2 separate regions of the Mus musculus genome follow, and region 2 is linked to region 1. Evidence: chromatin loops called from intact Hi-C (ENCODE). Cell type or tissue: heart. All regions are shown on one strand.

The links. Hi-C counts contacts between places; a loop is a spot of excess contacts. Peaks named below come from ENCODE experiments on the same cell type or tissue, not always from the same donor. Only the 100,000 strongest peaks of a DNase experiment are listed, where the experiment ranks them.
Region 2: a loop joins it to region 1, with 16 times the contacts of the local background. A loop is called at or near these places in 2 of 42 quality-filtered maps.

The regions. Positions count from the first base shown.
Region 1 is chr2:66,180,829-66,188,828 of GRCm38, forward strand. It overlaps Ttc21b (tetratricopeptide repeat domain 21B), which reads right to left. Exons shown (of 29, transcript NM_001047604.2): 27 at 7,432-7,552; 28 at 5,326-5,393; 29 at 3,499-4,015. The coding sequence ends at 3,938. Among named protein-coding and RNA genes, the nearest start is that of Galnt3, 60 kb to the left of the region's middle. In heart, a CTCF peak has its summit at 3,818; no DNase peak of the experiment used is centred here.
Region 2 is chr2:65,617,209-65,625,208 of GRCm38, forward strand. It overlaps Scn2a (sodium channel, voltage-gated, type II, alpha), which reads left to right and starts at 3,561. Exons shown (of 27, transcript NM_001346679.2): 1 at 3,561-3,807. In heart, a CTCF peak has its summit at 3,490 (motif pointing right); no DNase peak of the experiment used is centred here.

The sequences.
Region 1 (8,000 bases):
GCGAGGGTTCCTCCAGCCACCTTTGTATGTGCCGGCCAGCACCTTCTGAAGTTCTGTGTCCCCCCCCCCCCCCCCCCGTTTCCTTTACAGGAACTGTACACTCACCCCTCACTCATTCTTCTAAAGTTCCAGGGCCCTGGTTTTCCTCCTTATATTTCCCCATCTGTTATTTCCTGTGCCTTCATTTTTTTCTGACTTTCCCCCATTAACATTTCAATATATAAAATACATCTATCTTAAAAAGTAATCAGGCAAATAAAAACTTCTACCCTGTCTTTCCTCTGTCCTCACATCTAAATATATTCCTATTATGCCTCCTCACCTTCCATTCTTTAGGGTGTCACTAATCTTCAAGGAAGGTTTATCCAAACCTGAAAGGGGGAGGGGGCCCCCCTCCTCCTCCAAGGAGCCGGTGACATGTAAGACTGTTTATACCCAGTGTTGTGACCTTGAATGCCATTAGTGATTTCCACCATTCCAATCCATTTAATGTGGGAAGATCGTCATTAAAACCCCATTACTACTCAAAAGCCCAACATGCAGGCAAGTGGCCAGCTCACAGGTCTGTCTGTCCTCCTAAAGCTGTGTTCTGGGCCCCTTAGGGTGATGTGTTCGTTGTGTTCCCTTATTCAGTTGTTTTTACACTCATACTCATTTTCTGGAAGTCTCTTTTCTCTCTTCCAATTCTGGATCTCTGGCAATCACAGGGGATTAGAATATATTTTCTAGGAACAATTAGAAAAGTTTAAGAATTGAGGGTCAGCTTTTTGCCCCCTGACTCATCTTCACCAAGAAAAGATCTTTAAACAGTGAAAAGGAAGTTTGCAAAGGTTTCCCTCTAAATTTTAATTAACTTTTAAATTTAATTTTAAATGCCCTATTCTTAGTATAAAATGTTTATTATAGTTGTTAACTTTCATCATGGCAAAGAAAAAAATTATAATTCAGGTAACAATTGGGTAATATACATTCAGTTTTGTGTGTACGTGGTGACTGTTATATATGGGTCTATATTTTTTGGCAAATATACAACCTTAATAATTATATTTTTCCAGCTTTAAAAATTTTGACAATTAAGTATCTTTGGAAAACATTTACTGAGTTTGACAATAGTTAACTGCATAGCAATCCATCATCAGGTAGATGTGACGATAGCTGGCCATTTTATTGTTTTCATGCGGACAGTTCAGCTCAGTAACACCAGAAGCAGGCAGGAAGGAGCAGTACTACCCCTCACTTCGATCCCAGAGGATTCACAGTGGTGCTTCTTGAAACAGGACAGCTGATCGGGGACAGACTCTCATTTGTCCTGCATGGTCTCAACCAGAAGTGCATGAGTGCAGCAGTTTCCTTCCCATGCAATTTTATAAAGAGTTCTGATAAGTTATTCTCTGCTGGTGAAATGAGTCAATTCAAGCCAGATTAGATTATATAAAGTTGGATTCATTGGGAGGCTGCTGTCCAGTCAGTTCATTGGACCCAAGGAAGCCAGAGAAGTCTCTATGGGGAGGGAGACAGAGGGTAGAAAGAATGTGCACATGCACATGCAGGGAGGGAGAACATGCAGAGACAGAGAGAAGGGAGGAGGACTATAACGTCTGGACCATACAGGGAGGAGCTTCTAGGGGGAGGGAAAGCCCACCCACTGGGCTAGAAAATTCGTGGTAGAAGGCTAGATATGCCAGACATAACAGGTGGGGATGCTGGGAGAATCTGGAGGTCAGGTCCACTTTGGTATGTTAAATATGCACCTCAGCCCCTTGGCCCATGTGTGAAACCCAACAATCTCACCCAGCACCAAGAGAGCCACGCGACCTCCAGTCCTAAAGTAGGACGGCTCGCCTCAGATCCTGAATCCACCCGAGGAGTCCCCTCTGCTTGAAGTCTGCTCCAGAGTTCAACCTTGGTTGCTCCACCAAGCCTACAGGAAGCCCTCCCTTAGGTTTGCACTGGCTTGCAGAAGACACTTATATCCTCCAGGGTTCCCCCACCTCTCACACAAGATTTGTTAAAGTTGAAGCAGGTTAAACTTCCAATCACTTCCTTTTCCCCATGGAGGGCATTAATCCAGATCTAGACTCCATGAGAGCTTCTTCAACCAGGTTCTCTGACTCCTCCATCCAGAAGGCAGGCGTGACCTTCCAGCGCGTGCAAGGCGGTTGTGGAAGCTGCGGTGTGGGGTTGCAACTACCTGTCTAGGCTCCAGACTTCCTATATTTCTGATTAAGGTATACATCACAAAAATCAACTCTCAGACAAGAAAAATATTCTGGGACTGTCAACGTTGTAGAGTTTAGATAGAGTGGACGGAGCCAGGATGTAGAATAGCTACGTTAAACTGAGCGTGGACATGACAATGGCTTCTCTACATTGATAACAAAATTACTCAATGAAAGGAACAAGCCACCTGGGTACGGTAAACCTGAGAGCCCACCCTCAGGGATGTGCTCCCTCCAGCGAGGCTGGACCTAAAGGCTTCCTAATGTTCCCAAACAGCACTACCAACTGGGGACAAAGTGCTGAAATACACAAGCCTATAATGGGGGCAGTTCTCACTCAATTCACCATGTGCACATGTTCATTCTTTGTTATGGAAGGAACAGACAGGCTTTGGAAGTTGGGGGTGGTGGAGAATATCTAATTATCTCACCACTGAGGGAAGAATAATTGGGTCTCTCTTAGCAGTTGTTAATGGCCTATAGCTCTTCACCTAGGGATTGGACAGTTTGGAATCTTTACAATAGGAATAATACGTTTTCCTAGGCTTGTGATGAACAAATGCTGTACGATATGTAAAAGTATTTTTATTAGCTACTAAATAGTTCCTAAATGTTATTATCTGAGTTTTATGAAATGCTATAAATGCAATTTTGGTAATGAATGATTAGAATTTTATAGCATATAATTGGAAATAAAAGGACACTAAAACCATGGAGATACGATCCCCAAGGCAATCTGTTTGAAAGAAAAACAAATTATTAAAAATATTTTATTTCAAGTAAAAATAAAACTGAAGACTACTGTATTTTGAAAGAACTTCAGATGTACATAAGACACCCGAGAAGAATGCTAAGGACCAAGGTTGATAAAATTAGGGTAATTTCGTATAAAAAAGCAGAAGCCACCCATCAAAGAGTACTATTTGCCGGGGCGCCTGCCCTCTACCCACCCCCATCTCCGTAAGTCTCTGATGACCGAAAGCAATTTTCACCCTTCTTCACCAGACCACTGTCTGGGACACATTAAGCTCACTCTTGTGGCTTCTGGTTAATATTGCTATAAGGGTTTACCTATTTAAACTGGTTTCAGAGTATGACCATTTCTTAAGATCACACTTGCTTTGAGGGTAGGAAGCATGAACATAACAAAGAGAGGCAAACATTGAGTTTTAAATTTTCCAGGGAAGATTTTTCTAATAAATGTCATTTCCTTCAACATTATTAAACAACACTGCAGACTGCCCTGTGTCTTTTGAGTTCTGAAAAAATATAAACCAGATATTCACAAAAATCTTTATTAAAATATACATTTAAAATATGTATTCATTTTTCATAAATTACATGAGATTATATCACAAACTATAATAGAAAATTAACAGATGACAGTAGACTTTAAATAGAATTGTTGGAAAATCTAATACTCTTCAGAAAAGATATATCACCCAGACTTTAACAAAAATATCCTCTGTAGAAACGAGTTAAGCTTTATCACAGAACTACCATTGTGCCTAATGGAAGGGAGAAAGATGAGCTCTCACCCAGCCACTCCACCAAGGATGCCACAGACCAGTGTTGTCCACGGACAGCAGCAGCCTCTGCTGGAGAAGGCAGGACACACTTCTGTCACACTGTCAGCTGGAGCCTGTGTCAACTGCAAAGACTGTGAAAGCTGAGGGACCACTGTCATCTCTTGCCCAACACTTCAGTAAAAATCATTTTCAAGGTCTTAAAGATGCACGCGCCTTATCAAGTATATCCTTTCTGATTTTGGGGTAAGTTGGATGTGCTTCAAGAACCTGGGGAAACAAAACCAAACTACCTTGTAAGGAACTGTTGAGAACAAGGGAGCTATGACTCTGAGTCTAACTGCGCATTATGGGCAAGAGTTCACTGTATTAACACTGTCACACTCATCAAAGGTGACAATCACCGCATGAGTGGTGACTCATTGAGATGAGCAGATAAGAGTCACAGAATGTGGAACTACCCATGGAAACATCTCATACAAGTTTCCTTAACAGGTGACTTAGAAGACAACTTATAATACTTCTGTAACTTAGCTTCTTGTCATGTCTAATATCCTCTTTGAGGGTTTTACTAACCGAGAGCATGTATCAGATTTACCTGGACTGATTTTGGAACATTCTGATTTCCAGCAATGCTATGTCTGAGAGGGAGAAGCTATTCATTTAAAAAGATAGAAGTCCACAAGTGATTTGCACACATAGCCTTGGGTTAGTGTTCATCCTTAGTTTGAAACACTGCCTCACAGAAGTTAGCAGTCAACAGCAATCCCATAGCCAGGTATTTACCACAATAATACTGGGACACAACTATCTGAAGTAAGAGCTGTGAAAAATGGTAAGGCCCTCTTCGAACGGAGCTCCATTGGGACATGGCACACACAAAGCGCTATGGAAATTCTAAAGCTGGAAGGATGTTAAAGATGCCATTTTAATTGTAGGGTTTTAGTGCAATGAAATGCAGAAATACTTCCTAAATTATGGAGTATTTTTAGCTATAATTTATAAATAAAAAGTTCTTCAATAGATAGATATAATCACAAAATGTCCCACTTAATAGAATGACCTGGGAAATCAATGCTATCTGCAAAAGTGTCCCTGGTGCCTGCAGAGGCCAGAGCAGGATGGAGGAGGCCCTGGAGCTGGAGTTACAGATGGTTGAGAGCTGGACATGGGCGTTGGCAACTAAACCGGGGTCCTCTGCAGGAGCAACAGAGGCTGCTGACTGCTGAGCCGTCTCTCCGGCCCTTCAGATACCATCCAAACTGGATTTTGTCGAACAGGTTTTCCCTACTAGCCTATCTCTTTAAATTGACACAAATCCTTTACTATTTAAACCCTAATTATAAATATATCCTTGCTTTAAATAGACACATTTTAAAATTTTAACCGAACACTAATAATTTCTCCATAACTTATTTAATAAACTACTTAGCTAAACAACCACATCTTCTATTTCTTACTGTTCAGTGACATTTGAGAGTAGAAGGAAATTGTGCATTGCTACTTTTGGTTATGAGCCTTAGCCTTTAAGAGCTGAGCCATCTTTCCAGACTCCACCTGTACTATTTTAAGAAATTTACCTGGTGACATACGTCAATTGCATCCACATATCGTTTTGCTTTTAGGTAATTAAATGCCAATTTGTATCCTGTTGAGACAAGAAAAAAAAATCTGATACGTGGTTTTTTCCTTCCTCTTTTGTTGACTTATTAGAGAAGTCCTAAGGGAAACTGTTGGCCAGACAATACAGAGAAAAGAGACATGGCAGGAGAAAGCAAAGTGAAATTAAGATGAGCAAACAGAAAGGAACAGAGTTGGAAAAAGGGACCCCAGTGAGTAGCTGCTGGGTGGGAGCACTGCTGCTCCCCGAGTGTGGCTTCTTCAGCTCACTGAAAAGCGCAAACTCCATCAGCAGACAAGTGGAAGTGAATCTAGACATCTAGTGATTGCCATGTAACCTGAGCGTAGGTGAGAGGAGGTCCTCTCCTCACAGGCTCTTGGTTCCTAGTGGTCTCCTATTTTAAAATGTGTTTTTCACTTGAAATGTGTTCTTATGCATATTTATACAAGGAATATAACTATAACTACATATACACATACATATATATACACACAAACTACACACACATTTATATGTGTGTATACACACACACACATATATATGTGTGTATGTATGTATGTATGTATGTATGTATGTATGTATGTACTAGCATAACTATTTGGGGCCATTTGCAGTGACAGCACCTGATTTGAAATTCTATGGAAATAGTGTGTGGACTTTGAGGGTTTCTTGTGAAAGTGTAAGGTTAATTTGGCCAGCCAGACTGGGTAGTGGATATAGTGACAATCATCAGGGACAAACAAAATAATTAAAAATGTCAGAGGAACACCTAGGAAAGGAACTCTGGGAGAGCTGCCAAGATCACTTATAAACTAGAATAAGGGAAAAGCTGGTGAGTTGGAGTCTCTGTGTTTTCTGAAGCTTCCTAAGGAACAGAGTATATAAATAACTTTGAAACATATTACTCTGAAAGAATAAATTATCAAAATTATTTCTATTTTCTGGGTATTTAATACATTTCCATTTTACAAGGTGTCTCTATCTCATATGATATATAATATGAATATGTAAATGAAGATGTATAAACAATCATTAGTTCCTGTACTTTTCCCAATCTATCAATTTTAACAGATCCTAAAGAAACCCAAGCCAGGGGCCAGCAGGACAGATGGCAGAGTGTGAGGAGGACTATGGCTGCAGTCAAACATTGCGACACAGCTGGTAAAGACTGCTGCCACCTTAGGTTAAGTTAATAGCTTGAAATCACCTAATCTAATAAAAACACCAACGCCTTTATAGTCACAGGGAGCCAAGCCATACGTATAAACACACTCACATGTAGTAGAACAGTTCAGAAGGGACGGAGAGAGCAAAGTAATTTCTCATGCTTTGTGGCCACAGAAACTGCAGCTCTCTCAACTGTAAAAACTCTCACCAATGTTTAAAGGGAGTGTTGGTGAACCATGGTTAGTCGTGTCAAGGGACAGTCTCAAGCAGGGAAAGGTGACAGCCCTCTGAGAGAGCACAGCAAATACTTTCACCTCAGGAGGAAGTTCCCACTCAAGGACCCTCCTCTGTGAGAGGGAGGGGAGTAGAGATGGCATCGCAGAACTGATCTAGACTTCAGTGAGTCGGACTTAGTTCACTGGGAGGAGCCCTACCGGCAGGAGGCCGAGGTTAATCACTGAGTTCACTATTGGTAACACTCAACTGCACAGACACTGTAGGCTAATACTCCCCAAACAAGAGTCTACACATACAACTCATTACGTCTATGATGCTCAGGAGAAAGGTAAGAGACCCAAACCCTTACTCAAGTGTTAAAAGGCTTTAGAAGGTTCTCAGTAAAAGAACCTTAGGTGGTGATAGAATGTAACCTTTGCATAATATATCTGACAACAGGATACTTTTTGTCCACATTACCATTTTCCAAATAGAAGGATGAAGGGAGAAGGAAAAAGGCAGAATGAACCTAGTAATCAGGTAAGTAACTCGCGATGAGGATACAGCATTGACAATAGAGGTTGGCTTGTATATGTATTGCCCTAAAAGTGCATTTCAAATAGTATTTACAAATGATATATTATTTCTTGTGAAGACACTGGGCCCAGTCTGCTGAACTCACCCACTGCAGGATTTGTCTGGTTGCTATGTTTCCATGCCATCTCATAGTTGAAGGCCGCATCTGTGTATGCTTGCTCTTTCTCCATAATGTACCCCATATATTCATAAGCTTTGCAGCAGGACTGAGGGGACAATGGAAGACAGAAGCAGATTAAGCTCCATACCAGTAAACTTTTACAGAATGTGTATAACATGCAGAGCAGTCATGTTAACCCCTCTACATGGTGTATAAAGCAATGGCACTCCAACCTGTGTATAGCACCAAAGTACGGAAAGGACACACTGAATGGTTTTTATGCCAAGAGCCAGCCCACAGCTATCAGAAGCAGAACTTCTTTTATAGTACCAGGAATACATACAATGGGATGGGTATTTGACTCACAGACAGGTATCCAGTTTATTGTGACTAATTTAAACACATATTTAGACTTAAGAGTATAGTGAATTCATAACTTTCTTTCAAAAATTAACCAATGACTCAGATCCTGCCCCACATTTACACTTCCATACTACCAAGAAAAATAACTCAGATACTGCATAAGTTTAACCATATATATGCTAGAATGCTAT
Region 2 (8,000 bases), 560 kb before region 1:
ATGGTCAGCCCTCTAGCTCTCCCCAGATCATGCCGTCTGGGCCACCTTTCCAGCAACCACAACACCAGGGCCAGTTCTACCACACTGCCCAGGAGAGGTGTGGGTCCCACTTTCCCATTCTGCCCAGGCCAGGGGACTGGGTAGTCCATATTTCTTGCTCCCATGTCACAGCAGCAACCAAAGGCTCCCATCTCCGTTAAGCCCTGTGTGCTGTCAGGTGGCTGCACAGGTGTTGATGTCCTGGCTCTCTCAAGAACAGGGCCACTGTGTGGAGGTGTGGCCACAGGGGCAGAAGTCACTGGAGTTTCTGGGTGTACTAATCCTGTCTGTTCTTTGTCAAATTAAAAAAATGGGGAGAGGGAAGGAGGGAGGGAGGGAGGGAGGGAGGGAGGGAGGGAGGGAGGGAGGAAGAGAGAGACTCCCAAAGAGAACCTTCCATTCCCATCTAACCATACTGACTCACAAAAGTGATGAATAACTTAGGTAGAGACAAAACGCTGTAAAGGTCAACAGAATCCCTCCCTCAGTTTGCATCTCCTTCTCAAGAACTTCCCAGGAAGATCTCAAGAGCCGAAGACTAGAGTCTGAGTTAAATTTAGCATGTGGCATTTTCTAGCCCCCTTTTTATTAATCTTTAAAAGAGAAAATAGTTGAAATAAAACTAATATCACAGACCTCTTTGGAATGTAATGAGATGATTTGTGCAAAGTGCTTACTTAGTCCCTTGCCCCATCAAAAACATGAAATAAAATTTATGCTTTAATATTTCCCTTGGTAAGATTGGAAAAGCTGCTTGTCAAAATTTGTTTATGAGAATTAGAAGGTCTTGCCAGCCCAGTTTTTGCCCCATTTTTTGTTTGTTTTGTCTTGTTTCTCTTCATCTCTCCATGCATAACATGCTGTGTTGACAAACCGAAGTCCCTTGAAAGGAAAAACTCTCATTTACAGATCTGCCTCTATCAGACTGGCCTACGGGCACGTCTGTGGGGGTATTTTCATGACTAATGGCTAATGTGGGAGGGGCCAGCACATGTGGGAATTTCCATCCCTAGGCAGGTGGTCCTGGGTTGTATAAGAACATTTAAGAGCACAGGCTGAGCATGTTCTGAGAGCAGGCCAAAAAGCAGTGTTCTGTGGTCTCTGCTTCAGTTCCTGCCTTCAGGTTCCTACCTTGTGATCCCCAACACCCACATCAGGCGGCGTGCAACCTCCTGTAACTCCAGCTCTGTGGTACCAGATGCCCTTTTCTTACCTCTCAGGGCACTGCATTCATGTGTACATACCTGTGCATAGATGCACAGAGGCCAAAAAAAAATCATAAAAAAATATTTCCTTCCTGTATTGTGAAAGTCTGCAATGTTCTAATGATAGCACCACAGGACAAGCATTAGACATTAGACATGGAATTAATGTTTTCGATCTGTCCTGAGTTGGCAAGGAAGTATTGAAAGGATATTAGCAGACTTTTATTTTTAGTTTATACAGTTGGATAAAACTGTATAAATTAAATTACAGTTTAGAATTTTTGCATTCATTTTTATCTCCTTAATGCATCTATTTTGCATGTGAAAACTGAGGCAAGGAAAAAAAAACACCGTTGGTATAAACAAGACTTCAAGTTTCATTACTTTCTCTATCTGAGGACCGGCATGGTTAGGTAAGGGAGAATTGGCAAAAATAAAAATAAAAAAAGCATGTCCTTACCAAGAGTAAAAATTTACTTGAAGTAAAATGTGACTACTTTTCCTGCTAAAATTAAAATAATTTTGAAAACAAAGATATTAAAGTAAGTATTTGGATTTTATTCTTAAAGCAAAGCAACAGAAGAGGGACATTACACTGAGAGATCATCACAGGTTTGTTGCTGCTAGCAAGGTGAATCTAACTCTGCCTGATTTTGGAAGTGTGCTGTGCTTATAAATACTGTATATGTACACATTTTCTGCATAAATATACAAATATCTGGTGCAGGAAGCAATGTTGATGTTTTGCCTATTTTCTTAAAATAGATAAAAACATTCTAGATGAGACTAAAGGTTTTTACATAAAAATAAAGTTGTAAGAGTTGCCTCATAGTGTGCTCCCCCTCTGCCTCCCTCTCCCTTGCTGAAAACAACCTAAGAGTGTAGAGCTCTAGTTTCAAGGCAGACATTGTTTAACCAATAAATTCAACATATAGTCTCAGTATGTCCAAGTGTGTGTGTGTGTGTGTGTGTGTGTGTGTGTGTGTGTGTGTGTGTGAGAGAGAGAGAGAGAGAGATCAAAACATATTTTAGATAGCTTAATGAAAATGCATGCTATTTACTTCATTGACTTTTATGCTTTATGACGGGCATGCATATTAAAGGAAACATAGGAATTAAAGCACAAAAATACAAGTATATGTACAATGAAAATACAAAAGTAATGCACAAGCTATTTTTCTAGGACAGTCATCCATTCATTATCTGGGAATAATTCGTGTTTCAGGTACGTGTTAAGGATCCAGGCTTATAAAAGTGAGCAAATTGAAGTGACTGTAAAGAAACAAGAATAGATTCAGTGAGGGCAGGGGTATGAGCACAATTCTGGGCACATGCCTAGATTTTGGTTTTAATGTGGAGGTCCTCTGCAAGAGCAGTGAATGATCTTAACCTCTGAGCAATCTTTCTAATAATGAAACGATCATTATTATTTTTTTAAATCGTATTTTACCAAGATTTTATGTCAGCTGGCAGAAAATCTTGGAACACTGCAAGAGAGCGTGTAATTGGCTTTCAGCACCACGGACAGCACCAGAATCTCTGAATTGGTACTTGACCCTGTTTGATGAAGTTGGTTTTGAGAAAAAGACAGCAGATAGACTTTTTAAATTTCAAGTAGTTTGTGACTCAGAACTTCATAAACAATTGTAGAAAATTAAGCACGAAAAAAATAAGTACATAAACTAATATGTATTGAACAGGTCATATACTCAGCAAAACTTTGGTTTTCTAACTTACTTAACAAGTGGGGAACTTTGAATTCTGCTCCTACCCTCCCAATGAGGCCTTGCTTCAGACTATGGTATAGAACAATTATCACATTTCAGATTGCCTATATGGTTCGAGATGTTTCAGAAAGTTTGATTGACCGAGGTTTTTGTCTTTTCATAAATCCATCATTCTGTTAACAACAAGCTTATCTCTTAAGACAATATACTTCCTCACAAAAAGATAACCAATAATGACATGATTAATAATTACAATTAGTTTCATATAGCTCTTTTCCATAATGTTCTGAAAACTCAGATTTCATTTAAACATAATAAAAATAAATCAAACTCCAAATGTTAAACTACATTTTAAAAAACCACAAAGTATAATGACATTTTAGTGTTCAATTTGTAACTAACTAGAATAGTTGAATTAGAGTACATTAGAATTCTGAACTATACACCATTTAATCTTATGTGTTGAATGTTGCTTTGCCAAAGGAACTTGAAATTACAGCGATTCCACTTGTGGCCAGGAGATGGAGCTGTCATGCAAGACGCTCCTCTCCTACATTTATTTATTTATTTATTTATTTATTTTAATTTAGCATGCTGTTTTCTGACAGTGGGTACCATCGAGTGACTGAGTGTCAGAACAGAAAGCTAAGGCAGAAGCAGAGAGGATGCAGTGATCGCCCTGTCTTGGCTTTTTCTCTTTAGTAAGGATATTATTATCGCACATGTGAGATTTTACTTTCTGCTGTAGGCTGAATTCTAGAAACCTGCGTTGGAGACTGGTTATATTCAACACGCACATGGATTCTGTGCTATGAGTACCATTCCCTTTATTTCAGGTAAGCAAGCATGATTCTATTTTTGTTGCATCAGTGAATCACGATTCTGCCAAATGATGGCATTTAAAATAAGATGTGCTTTGTAATGTTGTATGCAGAACTCAAAGGCTCAAATGCTCTAATTCTGGCTGTTCTGCGTTTAAAAACCTTCCTATGCTAAAATGATCACTGGCTGTGCCATGTTGTATTTTCAATGTTTTCTTCGGCTTCTTAGCCTTTCATTTCTGTGGCTGTATTTGTTTAACATCAAAAGATAAAGCTTGCAGAGTGAGGGATGGGCCTTCTTCTCACAAGGGAAATACTGATGTTTAATGCGTTGAACAAATCATAGAGATGTAATGAAGCAGACTAACATGGCAGTGGCTCTGCCAGAGCCCACGGCTGAGCATCCTGGGCACAGTTTTAGAGCTACCTCAGCATCCTGAGCCCAAGGCCTTTTGAACAATTGCTGCTGCTAGGATGTTGGGATTCTTTATGTTTTTGTTTTAACCTTTTAGAACGGTATGCAAGTCACTGCTAGCCCACGAGTGAAGATTGATGTAATGTGTTTAATAGATTCCGAGTGACAGCACTGGACTCCCCCCTCCCCCCTTAGGAGGAGAACAGTGGAAACTAATTAATTGCTGGGGGAAAATGGATTATCCTTATCTGTGAAAAAAAAAAGACAGTGGGCATTTAGAATAGTTCCATTGTGAAAAGTGTTCACATTTTAAACAATTTTAGGTCACGTGATGTTAGCTAAAGAGTAGAATGACTCAGGAGGTGGAAATGGTAACAACCTTCCTTTTTATCCTGGTTCCTATGATTAAAGACTTTCTTTATGATTATCAGTAGAAGCAGAAAATGAAATATAGAAATGTCGTATACAAAAGCCATTGGTTGCCATTTGGCTCAACATTTGGATTGATTTGAATAAATTAAAAAAATAGGAATATTTTTACAAGATTGTTAACTGCTTCACTCTCTCTTGTTGAAAGACGTGTGTGTGTGTGTGTGTGTGTGTGTGTGTGTGTGTGTGTGTGTGGTGTAGGAGGCAGGCAGTGAGGGTGCATGCATTTGAGATGTTTCTATCTCAGTCATCATTTTCCTATAAAAAGGTAGTTATGCTATGTTTGAGGTTGTGAAATCTGTGAGTTTTCGGGATGTTTAGGAATACTGAAAAAATATTATTTGAATATGTAGAATCTATGACGAGTTTTCCGTTATACAGAGTTCAATAAATAGGATGCTATTTAGAATCACAGATTTTTATTTGGCATGTATCCATCTTCCATTTAGAGAAGAGCAACAGTGGCTGAGAGGTTATGTGGGTTTTACATTAAGTGGAATATTACACTCAGAGTTCCTGTTAAATTAAAAGCAGTAGGTAAGACTTAGGACCCTGATTGGCAGGCTTCAAAATCTCCTACAGCAATTATCTCCACTGTTAACATATTCCAGGCCTAATCCAGGTCTACTGATATTGACTCTGGGGGATGTTGGCTTGGCAAATTCTGTAAAATAATTCCTTTCAGTGTGTATTACTCAGTGGATAAACATACACAGGACTAAATTTTCTCCAGGGTCCTTCCAAAAGCCAAAAGACAACAGCTCAGTTAAACATTTGTGGAGACTGTTGTTTAATATTGTATTTTCACTTTAGATTTGGCGACTTTATCTACCTTGTGCTCCTGAATGACAAACAGCCTTATAGAAGCTCATTGTTCTACATATTCTATTCTATAGAATGGTCTGTGTGCATATAGAGAGAGTAATTTGTGAATACTTAGATGGTTATACAGATTATATAATACCTCTTCAATATCTGGAGAAAAGAAGGGCTTTAACATGTGTCATTTCTACATAAATACTTGTGGAATATCATATCTTTACTGAAGAGTGGTTCATGGTAGGAATTGAAAAGTAATTACAGGGACTAAGAGATGGCTCTGTGGCTAACAGTGAGCACTGCTCTTGCAGAGGGACCTGCATTCAGTTCCTAGCTCCTACTCTGGGCAGCTAACGGTCTTCTATAGCTCCAGCTCCGGGGGATCCAATATCTCTTTCTGTCCACACTGAATACTGCATTCACACAGCATGCCCATACAGAGACATGCGCATAATCTGAAAATAAGCCAAATCTTTAAAAAGAAAAGAAATTTGCTCCAGAAGACATGAAACTTTCTTGTGGTCTCTGTGGTACACCCATCTACCCACCCAGACATTTACCCCACACATACCCTTTCCCTTACCCACCCATTGGTACACACATGAAAAAAAAAACTAACTAACTAACTAAATAACTAACTAACTAAATAAATAAAAATAAATAACTAAATAAATCTTAAATAGAAATATACATGTGCAGATACTGTCATTACTTAAAATATTATAATCACCAAAATAAGGGATGAAGAAATAGGAAAAGCAGGTGGGGCTGGGCCAGAAACCGAATAACAACGCGGGCTCAGAGTTTATGATGGATGATGGAAGTCTCAGGAAAAAGTAAATTTAAATGCTATTCAAAAGTTAGATCTTTAAGAAAAAGTTGAATATAAATTAACAACAATACAGTTTTGATCAATTTAGGCACAGAGGGAATTAAGCCCTAGGAAGGAAACTGAGGTTTACTCAGGATTGAAGAGAAAAATTATGGACAATAAACAAGAATCCAATATAATTGTCGTTTTATTTGTTTGTTTGCTTGCTTACTATATTAGGTTGCTATTTTCCTCTGGGGCACTGAAAGTAAAGTAAGAAATTTGATTTTCAGTATTAAATATTCAGTGTACTTAAGCATACTCACTTGATGTCCAGAAGTTAGATTAGATGTAAAGGCCGGTCTTATGAATATGTATGAAGTCACAGGAATCATTGAAATCTCACATAAAAGCAAATCCATGGGGAGGTACGGTTGAGGAACATTCCATTCGGTGAGAATCAGAGAAAATTGAGTCTACAAGTCACTGGAGAAGAACTGAGACAAGAAACAACAGTCAGAGTGTTAGAGAATACAGGGAGAGATTGATTGGATGACTGTAAAAAACACAGGGCCAGCAGGCTAGAGAAATGGCTTAGTTGTTAGGGGTTGTTCTTCCGGTGGTTAAATTCCCAGGACCCGCATGGCAACTCACAGCTGTCTGTCACTCCAGCTCCAGAAGCTCTACCAACCACTTCTTGTCTCTGTGAGCACCGAACACACAGGATGCCCAGTCTTCTATCCAGGCAGAACCACCCATACACACAAAATAAAAACAACAACAACAACAACTTTTAATCAAATAGACTTACAAGACCAGAAGGGATGGGTGATACTTTAGAACGGTGCTGTGTAAGTCATTTTGAGTGGCTTGTTGTTGTTGTGGCTTGTCCTTGTCTGTAAGATAGACTATGTATTCCCCCCTTCAATCTACTGACCCCTTAGAAAGGGCCATGTGTGGCATATGGACTTTCTTGAAGGCACAATTAATCCTCAGCAGCAAATTGCTTGCCTGCGGGGCACAGTTTGGTCACATTAATCCTCGAATGAGCGATTAATAACACTGCTTTAAAGCAAGCTCATCTTGCATCTCTCCATCATCTTACTCGCAAAACAAATACCACCGAAAATGTGCTTTCGGTTGCTCCGATGCACACCTAGTACACAGAGTGGTTTGGCTGGGAATGCCCTCCCTAGACTCCACGTTTGCCTATGTGTTCCTCAGTTGCTGCTGCTGTTTGTGGGGGGTTATGAGGCGCAGTCTCGTTGGAGGAGATGTGTCTCTGGAGGCAAGCTCTGAGAGTGTGAAGACTCACCGTTTCCAGGTCATCTTGGCAATTCAAGACGTGAACTCTCAGCTTCTGTTCCTGATGCCAGGCTTGCCTTTTGCTGCCATGATAGATTCTTATCCCGCTGGAACCATAGGCCCAACAAAAATCTTTCTTTTCCTAAGTTTCCTTGGCCATGATGTTTTATCACAGCAACAGAAAAGGAATGTACTTGGGGCTAGATTGCTGATTTCTGTGTTCATTATTCAAGCACTTCCCTAACACTCACATTTCATTGGTACTTTAACCAAGATGTGTCTAGAGAGAAAAGAGTTTGCATATTCACAAACTTCCTTTACTAATCTTTGAAGTCTCCCTACCAGAAATCCTCCATTCTTTCTGTTGACAGGCCCAAAATTGTCCTTAGAGATGATCGATCTCTAGTCAGTTGCAACATGGCCAGGTGA